Linked DNA regions of Homo sapiens: region 1 is linked to region 2. A link is a contact called in ENCODE Hi-C or POLR2A ChIA-PET data. All regions are on one chromosome and are shown on one strand. The core of a region is the stretch at or near the end of the contact, and the rest is flanking DNA. Distances in the headings are between cores, read along the strand shown.

The links. Hi-C counts contacts between places; a loop is a spot of excess contacts on that map. ChIA-PET counts read pairs that join two places held with the same protein, here RNA polymerase II (POLR2A). Pooled maps may share reads with other maps.
Region 1: a map of mammary epithelial cell shows a loop between it and region 2 (4-fold over the local background). The contact joins two enhancer-like sites. A Hi-C loop is called at or near these places in 3 of 168 maps with a recorded cell type or tissue (gastrocnemius medialis, mammary epithelial cell and psoas muscle), 10 of 37 single-sample maps with no recorded cell type and 15 of 50 pooled maps. POLR2A ChIA-PET finds 5 or more read pairs at or near these places in 3 of 52 experiments (AG04450, HEK293 and Panc1).

The regions. Positions count from the first base shown.
Region 1 is chr15:76,187,608-76,193,196 of GRCh38, forward strand. It overlaps TMEM266 (transmembrane protein 266), which reads left to right. Exons shown (of 11, transcript NM_152335.5): 9 at 4,361-4,550. Among named protein-coding and RNA genes, the nearest start is that of ETFA, 120 kb to the right of the region's middle. RefSeq lists a silencer at 2,490-2,643 and an enhancer at 3,425-3,494. Within about 2 kb of position 3,289, at least 5 of the 41 ENCODE cell types and tissues checked have a DNase peak (open chromatin) inside an H3K27ac peak, as active enhancers do; they include gastrocnemius medialis, where a contact is called at or near this core.
Region 2 is chr15:76,147,648-76,153,688 of GRCh38, forward strand. The region is part of intron 3 of TMEM266 (transmembrane protein 266); the gene reads left to right. Among named protein-coding and RNA genes, the nearest start is that of TMEM266, 91 kb to the left of the region's middle. RefSeq lists a silencer at 2,434-2,697 and enhancers at 2,971-3,549, 3,173-3,262, 3,633-3,722, 4,018-4,648. Within about 2 kb of position 3,089, at least 11 of the 41 ENCODE cell types and tissues checked have a DNase peak (open chromatin) inside an H3K27ac peak, as active enhancers do; they include gastrocnemius medialis, where a contact is called at or near this core.

The sequences.
Region 1 (5,589 bases), core at 2,039-4,538, 40 kb after region 2:
AGCCACCTTTGAGTGTTTTAAGTGCTGGGTTGTTGAGGTTCAGTGTCTGAGCCCAGTGTGAGCCCAAAGTTAGGGCTGAGTCTGTGACCAGCATCGGGCTCAGTGTGTGATCAGGGTCAGGGCTCATTGCATAGCCAGCATGAGGCCTCAGTCTTTGTCTTAACTTTGGGACAGGGGTGCAGCTCAATTGGTGGTTGGATTTAGGGCCCAGTCTGAAGCCAGGGAGTTGAACAGGCTAACTGGTTTCCTGCATTGATTTGTTCATGTATTCAGCAACGTTTATTGAGTGCTTCTTGCATACCAGGCAACACAACAGATAAGACCCCTGTTGGTTCGCAGATGATATTCTCCTGGGGGTGGAGGGTGGCAGGGGTGTGCTGGAGCTCTCACTTGCTCACGAGAACCCATTGTGCACATTTCCCCCAGGGCGTCTTGTTGGTAGCTTGAAATCAGCCATGCTAGGAGTATGCCTTCCCCCCCCACCCCGCCCCACTGGAACACCACTAGGGGCTGAACAAGAGGTAACTGATAATCCTTTAAAAATGGTGGTTTGTTTTCACGCTGCTAATAAAGACATACCCAAGACTGGGTAATTTATAAAGGAAAGAGGTTTAATTGAGTCACAGTTCTGCATAGCTGGGGAGGCCTCAGGAAACTCACAATCATGGCAGAAGGGGAAGCAAACACGTCCTTCTTCACATGGCAGCAGCAAGGAGAAGTGTCAAGCAAAAGGGGGAAAAGCCCCTTATAAAGCCATCAGATTGAGGCAGGCAGATCATGAGGTCAGGAGTTCGAGACCAGCCTGGCCAACACGGTGAAACCCTGTCTCTACTAAAAATACAAAAATTAGCTGGGCGTGGTGGCACATGCCTGTAGTCCCAGCTACTTGGGAGGCTGAGGCAGGAGAATCACTTGAACCCACGAGACAGAGGTTTCAGTGAGCCGAGATGATGCCATTTACTCCAGCCCGGGTGACGGAGCAAGACTCTGTCTGAAAAACAAACGAACAAACAAAAACTAAACCATCAGATCTTGTGAGAATTCACTCACTATCATGAGAAAGCATGGGAGTAACCACCCCCAAGATTCAATCACCTCCCACTGGGTCCCTCCCACGACAAATGGGGATTATGGGAACTACAATTCGAGATGAGATTTGGGTGGGGACACAGCCAAACCATATCAAGCATGATCACAAATATTTATCTGATTTCCTTCCCCAAACCCCAATGGAATGATAGTAAAGAACAAAATCATAAATGCATAAGAATTAAGAAACTATCTCTTGGACAAGTACAGTGGCTCACACCTGTAATCCTAGCACTTTGGGAGGCTGAGGAAGGTGGAGGATTGCTTGAGTCCAGAAGTTTGAGACCAGTCTGGGCAACATGGCAAGACCCTACAAAATATATCTTGTCCCTACAAAATATAAGAATAAAAAAATTAGCCGGGCATGTGCCTGTCGTCCCAGTTACTCAGGAGGCTGAGGTGGGAGGATCACTTGAACCCATGAGTACAAGGCTGCAGTGAGCTATGATCATGCCACTGCACTTTAGTGTGGCAGACAGAGTAAAACCTTGTCTCAGAAAAGAAAGAAAGAAAAAGACAGAGAAAGAGAAAGGAGAGAGGGAGGAAGGGAAGGAGGGAAGTAAGGAAGGGAGGAAGGGAGGAAGGAAGGGTAGGTCTCTGTCCATCGTGACAATCTTGTCTCAAAAAAAGAAAGAGGGAGCAGAGAAAGAAGGAGGGGAGGGAGGGAGGAAGGAAGGAAGGAAGGAAAGAAGGAGGGAAGGAAGGAAGGCCTCTTTAAGTCTTGTCCATCAGGACAAAGAGGAAAGAGGTTTTAGTGAATTGCGGGGAAATGAAGACTAGACAAGAAAGTGGCAACTGATTGAACAGAGTGGGGCATGTGTCACTAAAGTGCTCACAGAGGAGGACAGTGAGGGAAATGGGGTACTTTTCCCCTCGGAACCCCTGAGAGTCTGGGAGGAAGGGGGTGTAGTGTGAAGCTGACACTGGGTGGGGGTGGCTAAAGGTCTGCATGCATAATATTTGAGATCCCAAGACACCCTCCCAAATCCTGCATGGCCAGGAGACTGAGCTCCCCCACCCTGCAAGAGTCAAGGGGTTTGTCCTTGGGAGAAAATGAACCAGGGGGCTCTGCATGTGGGCACTGGGTTAGGCAGGGACCTGGGGAAAGGTGGAGGGCTGAAAATGAGGATTAAATGAAAATCTTTCCCCCTAAAAGTGGGACCCTCTGCCCTATTCCCCTGCCCTACTCCCAGCACAGAGGCAACCAAAATTATAGCCTCAGGCAGGAAGCTGAAAACCTGCAGTCCCAGAGACCGAACCTATAGACACTGACATTGGGAGGCTGTCCAGTGCCAGGTTGCTGCCTGGCCACCCTGTTGTTGGTGAATGCTTTTAGTTGTATGTGTTTTACGTTCATAAAAGTAAAATCAACAAAATATTAAAATAAATACACAATAATATCAGAAGGTGATAAGTTCAATGCAGAGAATTCAGATAGGCTGATGCAACTGAGTGCCTGGGGGGCTGCCCTAGGTGGTGGGTCAGGGAAGGCCCCTCTGAGGGGGGCCACCGTGTGATCTGGGACAGAGGAAGCAGCTGAGAACGCGGCCCTGAGACCAGCGCATGCTTGGTATCTTTACAGAACCAGAAGAAGGATTGCGTCTTGGGGTCAGGTCACGGGAGAGAGGATGAGACAAGTTGGTCAGGTGGGCAGGGCCAGATGGTGCACGTGCTTTGTAAGCCAAAGCTAAGGAGCTCGGGCTGTCTCCCAGGTGGGGTGGCGAACCATCGAGGTTTATGGACAGGAGTGTCATGATCTGACCTGGGTGTGGGAGAGTCCCCCTGAGTCCTGTTGGAGTGATGGCAGAGGGACACAGAAGCCACGGCTGTAGGGGCCAGAGCTGGCAGTGGAGGTGGAGGGAGGCGGGACAGCTGCTGGACTTGGGGGATGGATGGGATGTTGGGGTGGGGGAAAGGGAGGAAGCAAGGAAGGTGATTGCATTTTTGGCTCCAGCTAAAATGAGATAAAAACACTTGAGGAACAGGTTTGGAGAGACAGTGAGGAGTCCTGCTTTGACCAGATTGATTTTGCAACTCCTGTGAAAGTGATACTGTCGTGGAGGCATTGGCGATGAGAGTCTGACACCCCAGTTTGAGGGGTCAGGGCTGGCGAGGTGCATTTGCGCGGCATTGGTAAGTAGGTGACCTCTTAGGCAGGGCGCCCGGGCGTGGTATTTCTCTGTCCGCCCTCCCGACTCGCTCCGTTTAGAAGCGGTGCGAGGCGTGCGGGGAACACTAGGTGGCGGTGAAGGCTCTCCTTCCCGCGAGCCCGCGGCCGGGACCTGCAGTGTCAGACCTAAACTCCTCGTTGGCCCAGATGTCCCATGAAGGCCTTGGCGCGTGAACAGCCATCTCACCCACAAACCCAAGAGGTATCTGGAAGCCTTTCCAAGAAGCTTTCCCCAACAGAAAGTAAAACAAAATTAAAATGTGTGCAGCTTTTACAAGGCCAGGTTGCTGCCTGGCCACCCTATTGTTCATGAATGCTTTCAGCTGTGAGTGTGCTTTACCTTCGTAAAAGTAAAATCAACAAAACATTAAATACACAATAATATCAGAAGGTGATAAGTGCAATGCAGGAAATTCAAATAGGCTGCCACGCCATCTGGGAGAAAGCCCTTAAGAGGAAGCAACCCAAGTCCTCAAAGAGGTGAAAACCCCATTTTACAGAAAAGGAAACTTAGGCTGGAGAGGTGACGGGACTTGCTCAAGGCCACAGGGCCAGGAAGCCACACGGCTTGGACTGAATCGGTCTGGTCCTGGGTGCCTCCTCGTGGAGAAAACGAGCCAGTGTTCAGACCAGCGGGCAGTGACGCCAGGATGGGGTCCCCCAGGCTGGGACGGGGGCCCTGGGTGTCCTGAGGTTTCCTGTTCTGAAAGAGGCTTTCATGTTGTCGAGCACCCCTTGGGGTCACACATCTGGGCGAAGAGCTAGAACTGAATTTGCACCCAGGGCTCCTGACTCCCCGTCCAGTGGCCTTTCCACAAAGGAAACACGTTGTGTTTCCTCTCCCGGGCATCCGTGAGATGGGGGCCAGACTGCAAGGCACCTGAGACGCAGGATCGCACAGGTTGGAAAAGGCTCCGCAACCGTAAGAAGCTCTTGCGAACCGCGATGCTGGGAGATTCCTAAGGAATCATCCAGCTGCGGGAGGCTCAGCCCAGTCCTCCCCACCCCGCCCCCATGCAGGAGCAAAGCGCCCAGAGGTCAGGCTGGAGGCCCCCGCCGGCCCCTCGCCGCTGATTCAGCCTTGCCCGTCTCCCTCCGCAGTTTGAGATCCGGCAGCTGCGCGCGCACCTGGCGCAGCAGGACCTGGACCTGGCTGCCGAGCGCGAAGCGGCGCTCCAGGCCCCGCACGTGCTCAGCCAGCCGCGCAGCCGCTTCAAAGTGTTGGAGGCCGGCACGTGGGACGAGGAGACGGCGGCCGAGAGCGTCGTGGAGGAGCTGCAGCCCTCGCAAGGTAAGCCCGGGTCTCCACCCGGCCCCAGAGTGTCACGGCCGGGGATCCCCCTCGCCTCCCTCTCGCGCCCCGGGACTGTGCGCAGAGTGGATGGGGTTCCTTTCAGGTGTGTGCCCCTCCTTCACTCGTGATTGGGGGACACGCTCAGATCAGTAGCCTCGGTACTGCCTGTCAGAGCCCAGGAGAGAGCATGTAGTCCAGCCACCGACCCAAACTAGAAATGACTCGTCCCCATTTCATGCCTGTGGCCACTGGCGTGCGTTGTGTGTGGTGTCTTCCCTGTCCTCGCGGTAGCCGGAGGAGGAGGTGTGACTTTTCTGTTGTATGGCTGAAGAAACCGAGACCCAGGAAAGCCGTCCAAAGGCGCATCGCTAATAAGTGGCAGAGCCAGGCTTCCAGACAGAGGTCTGGGGCTTCCTACTGGACTACCACCTACTGGGGCCCAAACAAGTCCAGGCCCGGGGCCACAGTAGCCCAGAGCTTGAGCCTTGCAGACGGTGAGAATTCACGAGACGGTGATGTTGGTGGAGATGGGAACACGAGCGATAGCCCAGGGTAGGGTCCTGTATGGAAGGGAGTTATTTCGAGATTCAAATCCCAACTCTTCTGTCAGCCAGTTATGTGATGGGACTCTCTTGGGGCCTTAGTTTTGCCAGCTGTCAAGTAGGAGCAGTACTGAGGCTTCCTCACAGGGCTGCTGCGAGGCTCAGAGGTTTCGGGAATTGCACGGGGCCACCCAAGCCAGGAAATGGTGGTACTGGGCTGGGAACTCGGGCTGTGGGACCCAAAACCCCAGCTTCATCCAGGAGCCACTCTGCCTTGGCATGCCGTGTCCCCTGCAGGGCAGTGAGGACGCAGCCGGGCAGGCTGAGCAGCTGGGGAGGCAAGAGGCCTGAGCTCCAGCCTCTGCCACTCCTCAGCTCCATGACTGGAGGCTTCAGTGTTCCCTTCTGTAAAATGGACTCTTAACTCCAGCTCTGTCTGCCTCACAGGACTTACGAGGAACCGATGGGTGTGAGAAAGCTCTGAGGGCTGTAAG
Region 2 (6,041 bases), core at 1,839-4,338:
TTTAGACGAAAACATTTTTCCTGATGAGCACTGGTTAGCTGCCTTTCCTGTAGTCCTGGGGTCCAGGAACCCCAGAGAAGTTTCCTAAAGAAATCAATTAAGTCTGGTTGCAGTGGCTCACGCCTGTAATCCCAACACTTTGGGAGGCCAAGGCCTGCGGAACGCTTGAGGCCAGGAGTTGGAGACTAGCCTGGAGTGTGAGAACCCCTCTCTACAAAAATTTAAAAATTAGCCAGGCGTGGTGGTGCGCGCCAGTAGTCCCAGCTTCTCAGGATTGCACCAGTGCACTCCAGCCTGGGCAACAGAGTGAGACCCTGTATAAAAATAAATAAATTTAAAAAAGGAAAAAAGGCAATACATTCACAGATGTATTATTTCTCAGCAAAATATCCGTCCGTCCCCACCTGCTCACAAGGCGCAGGGTGTACAGCGGCGGGTGACCGCTAGATGGCGGCGGAGCGCCTCCGACCACCTGGGTCGGGGGTGTGTCGGGGATGTTTCCTGGAGAGAGGGGAGGAAAGTTTAAATGCGTGGCCACGTCCGGCAAGGAAAGTTAGGTGAATTTATGGTGCTGGGATGGAATGGGAGTCCCCAGTCATCTGCAGAAGCACCTGAATATTGACTTTGGCCAAATAGAAGGAGGGAGATCATGGCTGACCCAGGATTTGCCAAACCACAGCAAACCTGGAAAGAGCTGGTGGGTGGGGTGCCGATTTGTTCCCTCGTTCTCACCCGGTAGGAAGCTGACCGCCTCCAGGCCAGTCCTGTCCTCCAAGCACAGCACAAGGAGATTCTCAGACTTGGGGCCGGTTTCCAGAATTGAGGACTTCAGGGTGGCGGGGACTTTACAGGCACTTCATCCAACAGCACCTCATTCCCACCCCTAAGTCAACCTTGAACCCCTTGCCAAAGACTTGACAAGTGGCTCCTGAGCACAGCCCACCTACATGGCAGCCCTTCTGAGATGTGTGGTCAGTGTCCTTTGTCCCCCCAAGAAGGGACAGCCAATCCATGGTGTGTGTTGGCCACTGTGCCCTGGGTGGGGGTTGCCAAGTGTATGGCAGTTTGTCCACCCCTTCACCCCCCACCTGAGCTCTTGCCACCATACCCTACTGTTTCCCAGCGTTGACATTTCCGAGGATGCAAAAAATCTGAGATTCTGGGACAAGCAAATGTCAGACTTTGGTGACCCCAGCTGCACACAACCCTCCTCCCTCTCTTCCCGCAAGGCAGCAGGGCTAATCTTTAGCTCTGATTGCAGAACTGAAGCTGCCGGTATGGAAACTTCAATTTATTTAGTTATCCCAGAGCTCTGGGAGAGTCACCTTTCACCTCCATCCTGAGAGTTCTGGTTTCGTGGTGTGTGTTTATGAGCCCGCATCTCAGAGTCTGTGTGCTGCTGTGGCTTGCCCCCTGGAATTGGGTACAGGGAACAAAGGGGAAGCTTAACAGTGTTTTTCCTGTGGTTCTGGTTCTCTCTGGGTGAGAAAGAAGCCCCACTAACAATTGCAGATGTTTTGTAAAAGGGTGTCCCTGTAGGCATTGGGTTGATGGTTCTCACAGGTTGAGATTATGCATCTCTTTAGAGACATCATACACAGTGAGCCCATTTCTTTCCTGCCTTTTTCCTCCCCTTGTTTGTTTTGCCTTTTGAGTGGTCTAGAACTAGGAACACATTGGATCATCAGAGTTCATGGATAAGGCTGTAGGCTCCGTGAGGATGAAGGCTCTGACCACCCTCCTGGGCCCAGTACCCAATACAGTGCCTAGCATTTGGTGGTCATATGAGAACCATGCCTGGAATGGAATGAATGTTGAAACTGTTTATTCATCCCCCTTCTAATGACCGTGTATCTAAATCATCACCATAGATCATAGGATAAACACTGTGTTATGGGCTTGACATATGTTATTTTTAATATTTTTAAATTTCACAACAACCTGTCAAAGCAGATATCTCCATTTCAGGGATTAGGAAACTAAGGCTCAACGATTGCACTCAGAGTTCAGTCAGTGGTACAACTGTGATTTGGAGACAGTAGTTGCCAGCAACAGCCAAACAGATGGAAAAGTCTGGCTTTCCCCTCCATGACAACAGAGAAAAAAGGACTTGCCTTTTAAAGCAACTAGACGAGTTAACATTTGTAAAGTGCTCACAACAGCTCCTGGTGCACAATATGTATCTTAAGTGTTTGTTTAATCAATAAAACTAAAGTCCATGTCAATGACAGAAGTTACATTTCAGTCAGCCTCATGGCTTTCTCCAATATTTTAATCATCTGGAATAAATATAGTAAAGTGGGACCCAGGGGTTTTGCTGACCAACAAAACCATTGGCAAAGTCAGCTGTGACACCCAGGACACAGGTGTTCAGCATCATAGAACTGGCACGAGTGGAGCTAGGCGGGGCCCCAAATTACCCAATCCTGGGGCTTTAACCTGGAGCCTGGGTATCCTTAGATTATCCGTCAGTGAGATTCAAGGAGTCCGTGCACTCCCTGGAATGTTATGCACAGTGCTGTAGTTTTGTGCATTTGGGGGGTGTAAGGGCATAGCTTGTATCCACTGCTGGAGAGCTCTGCAGTCCAGAAAGCTTTTGAGCCCTTGTCTAGCAGAGCCTTCCTGAAGGCAGAGTGACAGCAGCTGGGGAAGCCCAGGGCCCCAGGCTTCGATCTGGCTCCTGCTACCAGGCAGCTTCCAGTCTCATTTTGATCACCTCCCTCAGCTCCTTCCTTGAGAACTTGAAGGATGAAAATCTCAAAGTAGGGCCGACAGGGTTAGCTAGTTTGGCTGCCTTCAGGGAGATGGGCTGATGCCGTGACTCTCCACTGCCTGTGAGCCCCTTTTAGGACACCTTGAGGGTCTCCACGGTCCCCCTGCTCTAGCCACTCCCCAGCTTGCACCTCAGGAGATTCAGTGCAGTCACTCCCCTCTCTGCCACCACGTGTCCTCCCAGCCACAGACAGCCTGGCAGCCACTGCAGACCAATTGCATAGTGGATTGTGGGGTGGGAGAGGCCAGGCCCCACAGAAGCAAGCACAGCCCTCCCCATCCTGGCGCCACACGGCTCTACTTCCCCTTCCAGATTGGGGCTGTTTCAGTGCCAGGCTTGGGAACGCTGCCTGACAGAGCAGTGGCTTGAGCCAGCTCCTTCCAGGTCACCCCTGTGGCTTTATCGCATATAAAGCCTCTGCCGGAAGTTTGTCAGTTCATTTTCATATTCTAGAATTTATTCTTTGAATTTTTTATGCAAACACCTAAGACTATGAAGCAGAAGCAGTGAAGGTACTCAGCCTCCCCTCCCACCCCAGGATTTCTCTGAGGCCTCAAGAGTGACTACCTTATGGTAGAATACTCGCCCACCTGCCAGGACATGCCATCTGCTTGTTGGTATTTGCAGACTCTGGCAGCCCAAGCCGGGCCCCTGGAGCTGTACCCTCCCTACAGCAGCACCAAGACAGGACATTGGGAAACGCCTGCCCTCTCGTGGCAATTCTGGGGATAACACCACCCTGAGAACCAGCCCTGGGGCCTTGATGGGCCGACGCTGAAGACAGAAGGAAAGCACCTTCTCTAATTAAACAGTCAACGCTGATTTCCCCTTTGGCCCACTAAGCCCCTTGAGTCATTACTGAACCACTCAGGAATCTTTTGAAACTGGTCACATTCTATTTCACTGCTAAAACACAGTCTTCTAGGAATGTCCGAGTCATCTGAATTTCAGATGAAATTTTATTGGCAGCTTGGGATTTTCAAACACTGGTCAACCAAAAGCCTGCGGCTTCAGCCCAGCCTCCCAGCCCCCAACCCACCCTCCAGGGCCCTGTTCTGGAGCCCTGGGGTCTGTGGTCTTGCAGTCTAGTGCAGCCCTGCCCTGTGTTTCTGCTCTTCAGGAAGGAGCCCAGAACCTACCTGAACACTCTTGCCCCACCCCACACACATAGCCTGCCTGCACTATTTCCTTGATGCTCCAGGGCTGCTTGACCCTGGCTTGCCTTCTTTGTCTCATCTCTCCTACTCCCAAACTCCCTTTGCCATACCCCCTTTACCTTTCTGAGATACCTGTTACCTCTTAGTAGGCCGCCAGAAGCATTTGTTCTCACCCAAAGCACCTGGGATCTCATTGAAATGCAGACTCAAATTCAGCAAGCACGGGGAAGGGCTGAGACGCCGCATTCCTAACAAGCGCCAGGTGATGCTGCTGCTGCTGCTCTGTAGATTCCACTGAGTATCGAGGACCTGGAACAGCGGTTTTCCATCCACCTTGATTGCACACTGGAGTCATCTGAGGAGGCCTGGGTCCTCCCGCAGAGGTTGTTGTTCAGGAGGTCTGGTGTGCAGCCTGGGCATTGGAGTTCTTAAGAGCTCTGTTGGGTGCTCTAGTGTGCAGCTGGGCTGAGATCCACTGACCTGGAGGCAGATCCCACCCCCAGTCTCCATGGCTCCCTGCTCCAAGGCAGCCAGGCCTCACCAGCCACTGTATCCCCTGGGTACCATCTTTTCCTTGACAGTGGTCTTCTGTCCTTCCACTTCCGTCGAGTCACCCCCATGTGCCTTGCCCTGGGGTTACCAAGAGGAGGGGGTGCACAGAGCAAGATGCAAGTGGTACCCCCAACAAGGAGACCTGCACGAACTCACTCCCAGACTGGCACAGTGGAGGGGTGGGTCGCTGAGGGCAGAGTGTGGGCAGGGGACAACTGAGCTGGCGTGAGAATGAAAGGACAGGCCCAGAGCAGCGTGGCACAGGCCTGATTGTGCAGCTGCCTCGGGTTTCTTGGGTGCTGTGTGTTGGCTGTGCCAAGGGCTGTGGCTGCACCAGCAGCATCTGCCCTAGCTGGTGGTGGGTGGTGAGCTATACCCCCTGCTGAAGGGGGAAGCCCTATCCTCCTCCCGGTCCAGCTCCTGGCTCCCATCACCCTGGTGTTTCTCATACTGGAGGTACTTCGGGGCTGAATAGAATTTTACCAGAAACAGTCCCTATTTAGTGTACATTTCAACCATGCCTGGATCGCTGTCCCCTCACCCCCATCAGCTTTCTCACATGTCGCTTTCTCACTGAGGCCTGCTCTGACCACCATATTTAAAATGTCAACTCATCCTTTACCCGTCCTAATCCCTCCACCAGCTCTGCGTGTCTTCCTTGTAGTACCCATCACACCAGCACCTGTTGTATTGATTGCCTGACCCTCTCTCCCACTAGAGTGTAACCTGCCCAAGAGCAGGGATTTTCGCCTCTCTTGATCACGCTGCCTACCTTAGCTGATGGTGGGGGCGGCGTTCATTTGACTTCAAGGCCGTCATCCCCTGCCTGGCATTCGAATCCTGCCATCTGCCCAGTCCTCTACCTGGCTCTTCCCTGAGGCTGAGGAGTGTGCTCTGGTGTCAGGGCCAGGCCAACTATGGGCTGACTTCAGACCACAGGTAACTCCAGACGCCCACCTCCTGCAGCTTCCTAACCACCTGATATGGTTAGTAAGTTTCTCTAACAAAAAAAAAAAGAAGAAAAAAACGACATTTTAAACAGCAATATAAATTGGCTTTTCCTCCCTTGGAGGCAGGTCAAGGTCTGAGTCTCCTGTTGATAGGGAACTGAATATATGGAACTAGTGCTCCTGAATACAATGCTTCGTTTCATTCCCTACTCCCTTCAGGACCCTCCTCTGGGGTAGAAGGAGCAGTGTCTTAGGGATGTCCAAGGCACGAAGGTGAACAAATGCCCGGCACCTTCCGTGGAACGTGAAGACGAGGCTTCCTGCTGGCCAGCCCAGGCAGATGGCCCTGGCAGCTGCCCTTTTTATTCATAACCGCCTGAAGGTGCTTGGCTCAGATTTCAAATGACAATGACATGCCATCAGTTTTAGGGGCCGCAGACAACGGTAATGGGCATTGGGGAGAATGTGGAATTGGAGCCAGGTGTCCTTGGGCCCTAGAAAAGACCATGCTAGAGCTGTGGGGGAGGAGTGAGCAGGCAGAGGGCAGGAGGGGAACCGGCTTCCGGGGGCGCTGAGGCGGCTGGAGGCTGGGTGTGAACTTGGGGTGAG